2 separate regions of the Homo sapiens genome follow, and region 1 is linked to region 2. Evidence: chromatin loops called from intact Hi-C (ENCODE). Cell type or tissue: mammary epithelial cell. All regions are shown on one strand.

Region 1 (8,000 bases), 390 kb before region 2:
TTGAGTTGAGATAGAGTCCAGCCTGGACCACATAATATGACATAGTATGATCCCCCTCTTATTAACAAGACAATAAAAATATGCTGTCATCTCACAGTAATGAAAAGGTCTTAATAATCTATTGCAATAAAAATTATTTAAATCTGTTTTTAGCTTTAAGATAGGAGTACATTTGTATTTTTGTAATGGCTCTTTTTTTTTTCTTTTTTCAGACGGGTTCTTACTCTGTCACCCAGACTAGAGTGCAGTGGCACAGTCACAGCTCACTGCAGCCTTGACCTCCAGTGCTCAAGCCATCCTCCTGCTTCAGCCTCCAAAGTAGCTGGGACCACAGGTGCACAGTACGATGGCTGGATAATTATTTTTTATTTTTTTATTTTGTAGAGATGGAGTCTGACTACATTGTTCAGGCTGGTCTTGAACTCCTGGCCTCAAGCAATCCTCCCACCTCCACCTCCCAAAGTGCTGGGATTATAGATAGGCATGTGCCTGGCCTATAATGGCTCTTCTTACTACAACTCTCTGAAACAACCTCTTTATGTATGTTGGTGGTAGAAGGAACTTTCAAAACAGTGTGTTCTTTGAAGATACCCTTAATGCCACTTCTGCCTCATTTTTAAAAGTATAATTAACTACATATTGCAAAAGAGCTATTCTTGCGAGAAGGTAGTATGCGAATTAATTTTGAAAACTGTATATTAGAAAATTGTAATTCTGGCTTGGCACAGTGGCTCACACGGGTAATCCCAACACTTTGGGAAGCCAAGACAGGGGTATCATTTGAGGCCAGGAGTTTGAGATCAGTGTGGGCAATACAGTGAGACTCCAACTCTAAAAAAAATTTTTTTAAATAAAAATAATTAGGTGGCATGGTGGCACATGCTTGTAGTCCCAGTTACTCAAGAGGTTGAAGCAGGAGGATTACTTGATCCCAGAGGTCAAGGCTTCAGTGAACAACGATTGCGCCACTGCACTCCAGCCTGGGTGACAGAGCAAGACCCTGTCTCTTAAAAAAAAAAGAAAAAATTCTAATTCTAAAATATAGGTTGAATATTTTTAAGAGCTACTTGGTTGGCAGTTGTGCTTATATATAAGTGTTATTAAAGGAAAGTGACCATTATTTGAAGAAATATACTACTTTATCTCTGGTCTGTTGGGGAAGTGTTTTTTCTTCATATTTGTTAAACATTTAAACAATTACTTTTGTAGTTGAATTCATTTTCTGTGTCTATCCAAGTCATATGAAAAATTATGGTTATTTTGTATATTACTTGATGAACTAAAAATGACTTGTTGCTGTTGTCAGTATCGTGTTTTGTGATTGCTAGGAGATGATTCATTCTTCAAATAGTCAATTACACTTTTTCAATTTTTCTTCCTTTCATTTCTTACTAATTTTAAAATAGATGATCTGCATTAACATAGTATTAGGTTTGACAGGTGATTTATTATGTACCTGGCATTTTTTTCTTTTTCTATTTTTTTTTTTTTTGAGACGGAGTTTTGCTTTGTTGGCCAGGCTGGAGTGCAATGGCGTGATCTCAGCTCACCACAATCTCTGCCTCCAGGGTTCAAGCAATTCTGCCTCAGCCTCCTGAGTAGCTGGGATTACAGGCATGTGCCACCACGCCAGGCTAATTTTGTATTTTTAGTAGAGATGGGGTTCCTCCATGGTGGTCAGGCTGGTCTCGAACTCCTGACCTGAGGTGATCTGCCTGCCTCGTCCTCCCAAAGTGCTGGGATTACAGGCGTAAGCCACTGCACCCAGTTATACCTGGCATTTTTTTCTAGTGTTCAAAGATTTAATTAAAAATTTAGAATCAGAATTTTCTAATGTGCTAAGTTTTCAAATTAATTAGCATAGTGACTTACCTGCTAAAGTACCCCTTTGCCAGGGAGAGCTAGCTTGTATGTGTGTGTAGACAGAAGCAAGATAGAGATGGCAAGTGTGTTTTCACAGGGCAAACTTAAGTTTTGCAATTATTTTTCCATCAAAATCATGAATCACCTGTGAAACTATTCTAGCTAACTAGATAACTTATTCATATTTTATCCTAGTTCTCTTCCTCGGGAAGTAAAGAAGAGACTGCTTTTCAAGCTGTTATTCCTAAACAAATAGAGAGAAAAACCTGTGACCCTAAGGTAAAATTTGTGAAGAACATCGATTTATTTAACCAACTACATTTTCTTTTCTGTTTAAAACAAAAAAACAAAAAAACAAGTATCAGAGTTTTCACAGGCAGAAGGTTAGTAGCATAATAAATAAGTCTGGTTTTAAGAACAAGAAAAACTATTTAATGACTCCTGCCCCCCTTTTTGGTCTTAAACTTTCTCTATACTACTAATGAGCTAATAATAACAGTGTTTACATTATCCTTCCGTACATAGGATACTCTAGGGGTTGGACACAAAGCCATGTAGAGTAAAATTAATGAATACTCTGTGGGGAACAAAATGAGTATCTTTATACCCTTTAACTTATTATAGTCTATTCTGCCACTTATACTTCTGAGTATATAGAAGTATACGTAACCAACATCTAAGTAGTGCTACCTATTCTATATCAAAAATTAACAAAGACAACAGCATAAAAATGGATGGGTTTTGTAAATAGCAGTTCTACTCCTAAAACCCAACACACCTCTGGAAGAGATCTACATGGCAGCATAGAAGGCAAGGTACCTATTTTGGCCAGGCATGGTGACTCATGCCTGTAATCCCAGTACTTTGGGAGGCCAAGGCGGGTGGATCACTTGAGGCCAGGAGTTCGAGACCAGCCTGGTCAACATGGCAAAACCCCGTTTCTACTAAAAATACAAAAACTAGCTGGGTGTGGTGGTACACACCTGTAGTCCCAGCTACTCTGGAGGCTGAGGCATGAGAATCACTTGAACCTGGGAGGTGGAGGTTGCAGCGAGCCAACATTGTGCCACTGCACTCCAGCCTGGGTGACAGAACGAAACTCTGTCTCAAAAAAAAAAAAGTGGGGGAGGTAATGTACCTGTTTCCTTGTGGGGAGTATACATTACCCATCAGACAAAGCAGAAGCAGAAATATACAGAATCTTTAACAGTTGAGACTCATTTTTATTGCAATGTTTATTTTTAAATTCAGAAGAATATTTTCCACCAAAGTCCTATTAAAGGGGCATTTAAATTAGATTTTTCTTTCAAATGTGTGATTTACAGTTCTTCATTTTTGAATAAGAGTATATTCAAATTATATATTACTGTCATTTTGTTAGTTAAAAATGAATTAATCCTTTACCTACATTCCTTTGACTCTGTTACAGTCTTATTTTTCCACATTTTGGGTAAGCTTTACTTTGTATGGAGTAAAAAATCCTAGAACCCTCCAGGGGGCAGCAGAGAAAGCCATTTGAAGCCTGAAAACAGACTGAGTGAAAGAGCCTGTCTAAGGAACATGTCTACATTGGAATCACACTCTTAGGCTTTTGCTCTCAGAGCAGTAGGATATCACATCTTTCTACTGAGAGGCAGAGAGTCCACCACCCATCCTGCAGTTGAGCCTGATATTTTACAAAACCCCTAAGTAAAGAGAAATGCTGTTTGCATTCTTTCTCATTGTTCCCTTTCTGTTACTGGCTGTTTATTTATTGCTTCCTGTATACCAAGTACTGTGTGGTACCTAGATGAAGCAAAACATCTCTGCTCACAAGGGGCTTACAGTACAATTAGTACAGAAATAAGGAAAAACTTCATTGAAGTATGAAGTTGTGAGTCTATAATATATAGTATTGTATGTAATGCATAGTTGTATAATATATAGTGGAAGCATTGAGAAGCAACTAAATATTTCTGGTTTAATTAGCTATTATTATTATACTCATCTTTATGCTTGTAATAAAATTATACTTATTCATTTGTTTCCCCCTCATTGGCTATAAATCATACTTTTTTTTTTTTGAGATGGAATCTCTCTATGTCACCCAGGCTGGAGTGCAGTGGCGTGATCTCAGCTCACTGCAACCTCCAACTCCTTGGTTCAAGCAATTCTCCGGCCTCAGCCTCCCGAGTAGCTGAGATTACAGGCGTGCACCACCACGCCTGGCTAATTTTTTATATTTTTAGTAGAGATGGGGTTTCACCATGTTGGTCAGGCTGATCTTGAACTCCTGACCTCAAGTGATCCACCCACCTTGGCCTCCCAAAGTGCAGGAATTACAGATGTGAGCCACCATGCCCAGCCTAAATCATACTTTTTAATGTTGAACTTAAATGTAGTTAAATCGATGCACTTTGAATTTGTTACCCATAACGTATGTTTTAGGATAATAGGAGAATTTCCCGGTTTTCAGCATTAGTTCCTGGTATTTACAATAGTTCCTGTAATAAAAAGCTGAATTATGTATTGTATTCTGTGTGTTTACTTTGTGAATATATATGTCAACATATAGTTATGCAGTTCTTATTTTTAATAATTTACCTGTAGCCTGTTGAGTTTCAAGGACATCAAGTAAAAGGATCAGCTACTAGTGGTGTAATGGTCAGAGGACACAGCTCACAGCTAGGATGCAGTCAGTTTCCAGATAGCACTGAGTATGAAAACTTTATGACAGAGACACCAGAGTTACCTAGCACGTGTATGCAGATTGACTTCTTGCAGGTAAAAATATTTTTATAGTTGCATTTTGCCAAATCATTTTCTTTATGTTAATACTACATTTTGTGAAAATAGTATAGTTGTTTATACAGTTATAAGTTAAAAAGGAGTACAGTAAATTGACAAGAAGCATAATATCTCAAAACTAAATAACAAAAGTATTTTACTTGAAAGATGTATTACTTTTTTAACATTGGGAGTTTAACAGATTACTTTTCACTTCAGAGAAGACTATAAATTCATGACAAAAGCAAACAGGTACATTACACAAAGAAAATACTCACCTGTTTAACATCTAATAGATTTTTTTTCTTCTGATATTTCCCTTCTCTCTTTAAATATGACACTGAGTACCTCTAGTTGCTACCAAAGGCAGATTTCTGGGGATGAAAATAGAGGTCATGAGGTTAGAATGATAAGCATGTATTTGAAACAGTGTTCATCAAAGAGATTTTTTTTTAAATTTCCCTTTTTGTCAAAGCATAATACATATGAGAAGAAATAAAGAAAAAAAAGCATAATACATATATGAAATAAGTAAATCATCACAAAGCATACTCATATAACCTCCACCTTTAACAAATAGAGCATTCTCAGCATCTCAGAAGCTCTCCTTCTGCCCCTTTTCAATCACTACCCTTTTCACTTTTCCCTAAGATATCCACTGTCTTGACTTATAACCATCTATTAGTTTTGCTTTTAAAACTTTATATAAATAGAATCATACACAGTGTATTCTTTGTGTCTGCCCTCTTTTGTTTAATATTGCAATTCTGAAATTCATTTATGTTGTTGCCTGTGGCTATAATTTATTCATTTTAATTGCTGGTGTAGTATTCTGTTGCATAAATATATCCCAATTTATCCATTCTTCAGATGTTTGTGTTATTTGTGTTAAGGGACTATTACAGATACTGCTGCTGTGAACATTCAAGTACCATCATGAACATGTACATATACACACATGCGTGACATACTTATGTTGGTTATATTACCTAGGAGTAGCATCATTGAGTCACTGGATAGGATATATTTACTTTTAGTACATAATGCAAAACTGATTTCCAAAGTGGTTTTTATAATTTACATTTCCATTAGGAGTGTATGAGAGTGCCCATCACTCTACATCTTTACCAACACTTGATGCTGTTTTTGGTTTTCAGTTTTAGCTATTCTGGTGGGTATATATTGGTACTTCAGTTGTAGTTTTAATTTGCATTTTCCTGCCTGATAGTGAGGTTGGGACCTTTTTTGTATGCCTATTGGCCATCTCTTTATCCTCTTTGATGTAGTGCCTGTTCAGCTTTCTTCCTTTTTTTTTTTGAGACAGAGTTTTGCTCTTGTTGCCCAGACTGGAGTGCAATGGCGTGATCTTGGCTCACTGCAACCTCTGCCTCCTGGGTTCAAGCGATTCTCCTGCCTCAGCCTCCCAAGTAGCTGGGATTACAGGCATGTGCCACTGAGCCCAGCTAATTTGTATTTTTAGTAGAGATGGGGTTTCTCCATGTTGGTCAGGCTGGTCTCGAACTCCTGACCTCAGGTGATCTGCCGGCCTCGTCCTCCCAAAGTGCTGGGATTACAGGCGTGAGCCACCATGCCTGGCCTCTTCCTCATTTTTTAATTGACGTGCTTATCTTTTAAAAAATTTTCTGGAATTCTTTATATAATTTGGATACCTACTCATTGTCAGTTGTATGCTTTGCAAATATCTTTCCTGACCCTTACTTACCTTTTCACTCTTAATGGTATCTTTGATGAATCAAAAATTTTTCTTTTTTTGTTGTTTTTTGAGACAGAGTCTTAACTCTGTCACCCAGGCTGGAGTGCAGTGCATGAACATGGCTCACTGCAGCCTCAACTTCTTGGACTCAAGCAATCCTCCTGCCTCAGACTCTCGAGTAGCTGGGACTACATGTGCCCACCACTATGCCCAGCTAATTTTTTTTTTTTTTTTAGACAAGGTCTTGCTCTGTCACCCAGTCTGGAGTGCAGTGGCGTGATCTCAGCTCACTGAAACCTCTGCCTCCTGGGTTCTAGCAATTCTCCTGCCTCAGCCTCCCGAGTAGCTGGGATTACAGACATGCGCCACCATGCCTGGCTAATTTCTTGTATTTTTAGTATGGTTGCATATACATTTAGAACTAGCTTAACAATTTGCTATGTTGGCCAGGTTGTTCTCAAACTCCTAGCCTCAAGTGATCTGCCTGCCTCGGCCTCCCAAAGTGCTGGGATTACAGGCATGAGCCACTACTCCCGGCTGCCCAGCTAATTTTTAAAATTTTTTTGAGATGTTGTTTCACCAGGTTGCTGCTGGTTTTGAACTCCTGGGCTCAAACGATCTTCCTGCCTCAGCCCCCCAAAGTGTTGGGATTATAGGTGTGAACCACCACGCCTGGCCTAGTTTATCATTTTTTTTTTTTTTTTGAGATGGAGTCTTGCTCTGTTGCCCAGGCTGGAGTGCAGTGGCGTGATTTTGCCTCACTGCAACCTCTGCTGTTGGGGTGATCAGACCCAACACCAGGTTGTAGGGGTGATGAAGTCTGGCAGAGTCAAAGGATTGAGAAAAAGACAGTATGAGAAGTAAAACTGGGACCAGGTGGCCATCGCGATCATGGAGGCTGCGAAGGCCCCGATCTCTGGGAGCCCACACTGTTTATTGGTAATCCAACAGAGAAACAGGTGGTGAGAATGTGGAGGTCAAAAGGGCAGGCACATGATCTACAGCTGTGACAGTTTAGCATTTATAAGGAACGTGTTCTGCTACTTGAGATAATGGGAATAGGAGCCTAGGAGGGCTAGAAGCAAGGAGCCAGCAAGTCTACACACATTCCAGAGGACATTATGTCAGTCATGCAAGCCCTACCTCAGTTTCCCTCCCAACACTCAGCTTGTTCCCAACACTCCGCCTCCTGGGTTCAAGTGATTCTCCTGCGTCAGCCTCCCAAGTAGCTGGGATTACAGGTGCCCACCACCACGCCAGCTAATTTTTGTATTTCTAGTAGAGACGGGGTTTCACCATGTTGGCCAGGCAGGACTCGAACTCCTGACCTCGTGATCCGCTTGCTTCGGCCTCCCAAAGTACTGGGATTACAGGAGTGATCCACCACACCTGGCCCTAGTTTATCATTTTTAATGTAATTTATTTGCTGTTTCCTTTACGATTAGCGCTTTTGTATCTTAAGAAATCTTTCTCTGGATGACAAGGTCACTCACACCTGTAATCCCAGCACTTCAGGAGCCTGAAGCAGGAGGATCACTTAAGGCAAGGAATTCAAGACCAGCCTGGGCAACATAGTGAGACTCGGTCCCTACAAAAAAAATTTAAAAATTAGGTAGGTGTCATGTTGCGTGCCTCTAGTCCCAGCTACCCAGCAGGC
Region 2 (8,000 bases):
CATAGTGACTTATGCCTGTAATCCCGTGCTTTGGGAGACCAAAGCAGGAGAATCACTTGAGACCAGGAGAATCACTTGAGACCAGGAGTTCAGGGCTATAGTGAGCTATGATCATGCCATTGCACTCCAGCCTGGGCAACTGAGAAAGAGCCTGTCTCTAAACAAACAAAACACATCATTGAATGAGAGTTAGTGGGAGGCAAGACTAGAAAGATATTTGGGATAATGTTTTGGATGGCCTTGACTGCCAGTTGGAAGAACTTACATTACATTTTGTAAGCAATAGATTTAGAGAAAGTTGTAAAATTGTGTAGTGACATAATTAGAGCAGCACTTTAGGAGGCTTTTCTGAGAGCAGTATGTTGGATATATTGGAGTAGGGGAAACCAATTACAGTGCCATAGCAACAATGTAGAAGAGAAAAATGAAGGCATTAATTCAGATGCTGGGTATGGGAATTTGAAAGTGAAGACATATTTGAAACAGGACAGAACTTCACAGGGGTTGCTGAACCTGTCTAGATGATTTCTAAATTTCAGCTGTGGATCAACAGAAATAGGGAATTTCAGGTAAGTTCTGAGTTAGGTTTTAAACGTCTTTTGTTTAACATGCTGTTGGAATATTCGTATCACGATAAACAGGAAAAAGCTGAAAATTTGTCTATAGAGCTCAGGACATAGGTCAAAACTAGAGAAATGGTCTATTTTTAAATAGGGCTGGTCAACTCTGTGTTCATGAGTATCAAGCCTACTGTCCACATTTGGATGGCACACAAGCTAAGACTGGTTTTTACACTTTCAAATGCTGGAGAAAAAAAGAAAAAACAAAAGAAAAATAATGTTTTGTGCTGCGTGAAAATTATATGAAATTAAAATTTTATCATTCCCAAATAATTATATTGGACCAAAGCAACGGTTATTCATTTTCTTAATGTCTATGTCTGCTTCTGTGCTACAAGAGCAGAGTTGAGAAGTTGCTTTAGAAACTGTATGACTTGCAAAGCCCAAAATATTTACAATCTGCCCTTTTACAGAAAAAGTTTACCACTGTGTACACACATTGCTGAGTTGTCAACTGTTGTCATTTTTTTATAAGGCAATTTGGCCAGAAAGGAGAACAAAAAATAATAATAGCTGTATTAAAGTAACAAAATGATGGATTTTTCCCTTCCCAAATTCCTTCAAGTATTTTGATAAGACATGTATAGTTTTTAAAAAAAAAATCTATTCAAGTATTTTAAGCTAAAGCAAATGAATTTACTGTTTGAAGAGTGAAATTCCAGGCCTATAATAAAAATTGGAAACTTCGTTAGGTCATACCAAGCAAAAGCTTATATAAGTAAAGCTGACTATAAAGTGTGTTGGGGAGCAAGAAACTAGATTCCACTTGTTCAGCCGTAGGGAGGAGCTGTGTCATAGACAGATCAGTCACTTCTGGTTAAAGGTTCAGGTGTGTGCTAGATTCAGAGGCACAGGAATTCAATTTATCCGTCTCCCAGGAGTTGACTTTTGAGCACAATTTTTCCCAATAAGAAAGGCCTGTTGGTATACCAAAGAGTTGTGTGGTAGGTATGAAGAGCAAATGGGCTGAGTTGAGGCTGTGAACAGTTGTCATTTAACTAGGATAGCTTCTTAATATAGGGACATAATTAGTCTGACCAGAGAGCCTGAATTGGTTAATCACAATACCTTCTGCTATAGATAAAGTAGATAAATATTGACAAATCATTGCTCTTTGGTTCTCACATTTTACACCCCATATTTATCATTATTCTTCAGTTATTGTAGAATGGCACTGTTGTAGACAATAATAAATATAAATAATAAACTATTCCTAAAGTTATCATTATATTTACTCTCTTTGATAAAATTAAGGAGCAGCATGGTCTTTTTGATGGAATTTGGAGAACACGCTAATATTATCAGTACCATTTGAAAAGTTAACTCAGAAAGTGACTTTTATTAATCTCTTTCTCTCTAAATTCTGAGGAGTTCATTATTTTTAGGAATTATGTGTTCAACTTATTGTGGGTACTTATTATATTTTGTGATGATTCTTTAGCTGCTTTGTCAAAAGGTGACAACTTTTTTCTTTCCCTTTAGCATGGTCAAATGACAGAGGTAAGGAATGTCACATCATAAAGCATACAAATTTATAGGGTTTGAGGTATATGGATTTTTTTTTCAGTGTATAGAGTGACTTGAAATATACTACAATATTTTCTGTGGTAACTTTTTAGCACATATTTTCTGATAGAATATAAGATGGAAGCTGGAATGGCACAATAGTATGCTTTCCATTTCAGACATATCAAGTCTGAGGGGTCAATGAGAAACAATACGACAAAGTCCAGAAATCTACTGGAAATGTGAAACTACACTGTGGGTAAAGGTGAGGCCTACAGACACTAGAGTTGGAAGTCAGGGCAGAGCAGCAGATGAAGTCAATAAGAGAATATGTGGAAATGGAAGAGAGGCCATGTGGTGTGAAGGGAAGATATATAAAGTATCTGCCATAGTGCTTGGCATGTGCTGTGCACCTTATACATGGTAGATGCTAACAGTGGATCTGCAGCTGAGGAACACTGGGATTACATAAAGGAAAAGAAGCCAGTGAGAGTGAATGTAGCGACATTTTAGGATATAAGGTAAATATACAAAAATCAATTATATTTATCTATGTACTAACAGTAAGCAGTTTAAAATAGAAAATTTAAAAATACTATTTACAAAAGAAACAAAAACCATGAAATACTTGGGATAACTCTAAATCAACTTCATTATTTTTCTCCTTTCATCTTCTATTTCTAATCCCATTCCCTCTCCTCCAGACACTAGAATTAATGCATGTAACATATGCCTTTACAATATGCTCTCCTAATACTTATTTGGACATATATGTATCCTTGAAAAAATACACAGTGGTCTTCCTGTGTATTTAATTTTTTTAATATAATTAGTGTAATTCTGGCCTTTTGTAATTTGGCCAATGTGTTCAGACAATTAAAAACTTACAAAACAAACAAAGTAAAACAAGACACAACCCCAAGAAGTTCAGGAAGTAACTGACAATTACTATATTGGAAGAAATAGTCATATACTTGTTATTTTGTTTCTATTATACTCCCTGGAGGCATTTGTTTTACATTTTTGGGGGGGAATTAAAGCTGTTTAAAGAATTTTCTTTTTTAGTGCTATACTGAGAAGTAATGGCAATATAGTTTTTGTCTTTTGTTTTTTTGGTGGTTTTGTTTGTTTTTGTGTTTATTTTGAGAGCTGGGATTCAGTTCTGAGGATTGCCTACAGGAAGACAATGCAGAAATACTCATGGACATTTCCATGACATATTTAGGAAGAGCTGCCACCTGCAGGTAAAAAAATGAAATAAATGCACTGGGCCTTTTTTTTCTTTTTGAATGAATGGAATTCATTATCACTACTTATTTTTCTTTATTTAAAATAATCTTGCTCCCTCTTTCTCCTGCCAATTTATGAATCTTTCCTGCCTCTCCTTTTCTTAATTCCCAATTCTTTCACTTTTTCTTTGGAAGAACATCATTCTCCTCACCTCCTTCATTCAGTCTACCTTCTACTCCACCAAAGACACATATGACAAGATGTCTAAAATACAGTGATTAATTTAGGGATTTAGTTTTAGTTTCAGTTTTCACACTTAGTATGTTAATGGCCCTAGGCTTTGTCACACATAAAACATTATCTTAGATTTTAGCCTCCAAACATTAGGAATATGCTTATTTGATTCTTTTTTTCTTGCTTTCATAGTTTTTTTTAAGTCTTACATTCAGCTTTCAGAAGTATCACTTTAGAATGGATTCACTATAAGGTCATAAACTTCTTTTATCATTTCTCTTAATCTCTGGGTTTTTCTGAAATTAAAGCTCTATCAATTCTTTCTTAAAGTTGTTTTTTTACTCAAGGCTATTTTTCTTTTGGTCTACAGTTAGATCACAGCTACCTGCATGAGGCTGCACTGACTGGATTTAAATATTCTAGTATTAGTTTCTATTACTTGTTTTTAAGTGGAAATAGCTTAATTTCCAATTAAAAATTTGTTCAAGACCTAAGAGAACTGTACTTTTACATTTGTATTGCTACATTTAAAATGAAGCAATATGTGTTAGTCACCCCTCGGTACGGTATGCTGACTAAAAAGTTGATTTCCGCATTTTAGTGGCTTAAAATAATAAACATTTACTTTTCATTCACAACACAATCCACTATTAGGACACCCTCTTTCTTCTTGTAGCTGTACCAGCTAGAACATGTGTTGTTCAAGGTTGCCATTGCAAGGAAAAAGAGGGATAAAAAAAGGCAACTTAGTTCTTAACTCTTTTATCATTTATGTGACATTCATTACTACCACTTACATTTTATTGGCCAAAAATTGTCATAAGTCCCCAAAGGAAGGCAGTGAAATATACACAAGCACATGGATATGTGATGAGAATTAGTAATCTTTATCACAGTACTTTTCTTGTTAGTCTTTGACTTTTTCTCACAGAGAGTAATAATATATGAAATGGAGAAAAAATTTTGAAACAAAAGAATTACAATCCGATCATATAACTTTCAAAATTAGTAAAGTAAGATTCAGAGGCAAATTAATACATATATTAGGCTTATTTTTAAAGCATAAAGTATACTCATACGAATCAACTTATTTTAAAGGGATTTGTAGAGATTTTAAAATACATCCACAAATTCTTTGCCATTCCTCCCTTCTAAAGGTGGAGACTGATTCCTCTCTCTCTGAGTATGGGCTGCACTTAGGGACTCACTTCTAATGAATTGAGTATGGTGGAAGTGATAATGTGCAGCTTCCAAGATGAGATCATAGAATGCTTTGTGGCCTGCTCCTTGCTCTCTCTTTCAGATCACTGGCCTGGGGGTGGGGCGGGAGCCAGGTGACAAGTTGGGAGGATACATGAAACAGCTCTATGTGCAATGAGGAACTGAGGCCTACTGCCAATAGCCATGCACGTGAGCCTTTGTAGAAATGGATCCTCCAGTTTCAATCAAGGCTGTGAATGCCTGCAGCTCTAGCAACTTCATGAGAGCTCCTGAGCCAGAGCCACCCAGCTAAGTGGCTCTTAAATTCCAGATTCACAGAAACTGAGATAATAAAATTTTTATTTTTAGTCACTATGATTTGGGGTAATTTGCTATGTAGCAGCAGATAACTAATTCAAGGTTATAAGAAAAGTCTATTTTATTGGCATAAACATTTTGAAACTGACCCAATAGTCCCATAGACCAGGGGTCCCCAGCCCCCATCCATGGCCTGTTGGGAACCGGGCTGCAAAGCAGGAGGTGAGCTACGAGTGAGCATTACCACCTGAGCTCCATCCCCTGTCAGATCAGTAGCAGCATTAGATCCTCTTAGGAGTGTGAACCCTATTGTGAACTGTGGATGCCAGGGATCTAGGTTGCATGCTTCTTATGAGAATCTAATGCCTGATGATCTGAGGTGGAACAGTTTCATCCCACAACCATGGCCCTCACTGTCTGTGGAAAAATTGTCTTCCACGAAACCAGTCCCTGGTGCTAAAAATGTTGGAGACTGCTGCCATAGATTGTTTTTTTCATAAACATAGAAATTAACTGTTCTGGTCTTAAAGCTTGAAACTTACATTTATTTTATCTGGGCTTCTTCCTCCAGAAGTCCTCTTAAAAAATGTGTCAAAGAACTGAAACTCACAAGATCACTGCATCCAGACAATGAGATGGCAGTCCCTTCATTCATTATGATCACTTCCTTACCCCTCCCTAGTTGCTGTTTTCTTATACATTGTTACATTTCTTTCCTGCTATATAAACGCCTAATTTTAGTTAGTCAGAGATGGATTTGAGATTGATCTCCCATCTCCTCAGCTGTAGCACCTGGTTAAAGCCTTCTTCCTTGGCAATAATTGTTGTCTCAGTGATTGGCTTTATGAGCTGTGAGCAGCAGGACCTAGACAGAATACCTGGTGTTTCAGCAACAATTTCCTATTGAATGCTAAACAAAAATATTTTAATTAACAACTTTTTTCTTTGTTTCGATACAGGGTCTTGCTCTGTTATCCAGGCTGGAGTGCAGTGGTACAATTATGGCTCACTGCAGCCTCAACCTCCCAGGCTCAAGTGATCCTCCGACTTCAGCCTCCCAGGTAGCTGGGACCACAGACTTTTGCCACCATGCCTGGCTAATTTACATTTTTTATTTGTTGTAGGGCTCTCACTATTTTGCCCAGGCTGATCTTGAACTCCTGCACTCAAGCGATCCTCCCGCCTCAACCTCCCAAAGTGCTGGGATTATAGGCGTGAGCCACCATGCCAGCCTTAATTAACACCTTAAAATGAAATTACATGAATATGCCATGTGTGTAGGGGAAGAAAAGAGAAATGAGGGGTTCAGCCCCATTCAGTGATTTTATTGTCCTCTTATTATACTATATTAACAACCAAATAATTACAGAGAAAACCCCAGAGAATTTAGATGTTTTCATTGAAATCTACCAATAAAACATAGAAATTTAATAACTGCTGTATATGCCCAACATTAAAAAAGGATTCCCATTTTTAGATTAGTCATAATAAGGTATAATTTATAGTAATTAAAATACAGACTTCTTGGTCAGTGTGTAAAGGAAGGAAATATGTTCATGGCTATGAGAAATCAGATTTTGATCATACATAAGCTGCTAGTTACTTGCTGTAATGAGTCTAATTTGATATTTAGGGTCAGATTGTTGTCAGTTTTTACTGCGTGGTAGTTCAGGCTTGGTGGTAAGATGTCTAAAAATGACCAGAACCACTGTCCTATTATAATGAAAATCTGTAAAATAATCAAATTTGCTTTTATTTATGTGTCACATTACCTTTCTTTTTGATAGATTTCAAAGTAAAACTTAAGAATTAGTATATCATGAAGATATTTTAAATATGGTCTGCATTGATTAGTTTTAGTATGCTATCAAGTAAGTAATATTAATAATATCATGAGCTCCCAAAGAATCAGCTCACAGGATGCTTGTACCCATGAGTCAATAAACTTGATCATATTGATACCCTGACCTTAGGCATGCAGTTCCTAATGAAATGAAAAAAAAAGATTATTGATATATAATTTACATACCCATATAATTCACCCCTTTAAAGTGTACAATTCAGTAGCTTTTAGTATATTCACAAGATTGCACAACCATCACCACAGTCTAATTCCAGAACATTATCATCATCCCCCAAAGAAATCTGGTACCCTAGCAGTTACTCCTCGTTCTTCCCTCCCCTCAGTCCCTGGCTACCCATAATCTATTTTCTGTCTCTGGACATTTTATATAAATGAAATTATGCAATATGTGACCTTGTGTATCTGTGTATCTGGACTCTTTCACTTAGCATAATGTTTGCAAGGTTCATCCACATTGTAGCATGTATCAGTACTTCATTCCTTTTTTTTTTTTTTTTTTTTTTTGGCACGGAGTCTTGCTCTGTTGCCCAGGCTGGAGTGCAGTAGTGCAATCTCGGCTCACTGCAAGCTCCGCCTCTTGGGCTCACGCCATTCTCCTGCCTCAGCCTCCCAAGTAGCTGGGACTACAAGTGCCCGCCACTACGCCTGGCTAATTTTTTGTATTTTTAGTAGAGACAGGGTTTCACCGTGTTAGCCAGGGTGGTCTCGATCTCCTGACCTCGTGATCCTGTGTCCAGAAATGGTTCCTTCCGGTGGGTTCTTGGTCTCGCTGACTTCAAGAATGAAGCCGTGGACCCTCATGGTGAGTGTTACAGTTCTTAAAGATGGTGTGTCCAGAGTTTGTTCCTTCAGATGTTCAGATGTGTCTGGAGTTTCTTCCTTCCAGTGGGTTCATGGTCTCGCTGACTTCAGGTTGTCAGTGGCCTCAGTGCTTTCGGGCTATGCCCTTGTTTACACTGAAAACAAGGTGGTATTGGAGTGTTATAGGGTTACAGAGAAGACCTTCAATTATCAATTATAGGTTTTAA

The links. Peaks named below come from ENCODE experiments on the same cell type or tissue, not always from the same donor. Only the 100,000 strongest peaks of a DNase experiment are listed, where the experiment ranks them.
Region 1: a loop joins it to region 2, with 18 times the contacts of the local background. A loop is called at or near these places in 10 of 110 quality-filtered maps.

Annotation. Positions count from the first base shown.
Region 1 is chr4:112,600,150-112,608,149 of GRCh38, reverse strand. It overlaps ZGRF1 (zinc finger GRF-type containing 1), which reads left to right. Exons shown (of 28, transcript NM_018392.5): 9 at 2,059-2,142; 10 at 4,453-4,626. Among named protein-coding and RNA genes, the nearest start is that of ZGRF1, 33 kb to the left of the region's middle. In mammary epithelial cell, a CTCF peak has its summit at 3,376 (motif pointing right); no DNase peak of the experiment used is centred here.
Region 2 is chr4:112,210,239-112,218,238 of GRCh38, reverse strand. No RefSeq gene overlaps it. Among named protein-coding and RNA genes, the nearest start is that of AP1AR, 18 kb to the left of the region's middle. RefSeq lists a silencer at 4,712-5,006. In mammary epithelial cell, a CTCF peak has its summit at 3,352 (motif pointing left); a DNase peak (open chromatin) is centred at 4,238; H3K27ac peaks cover 810 bases.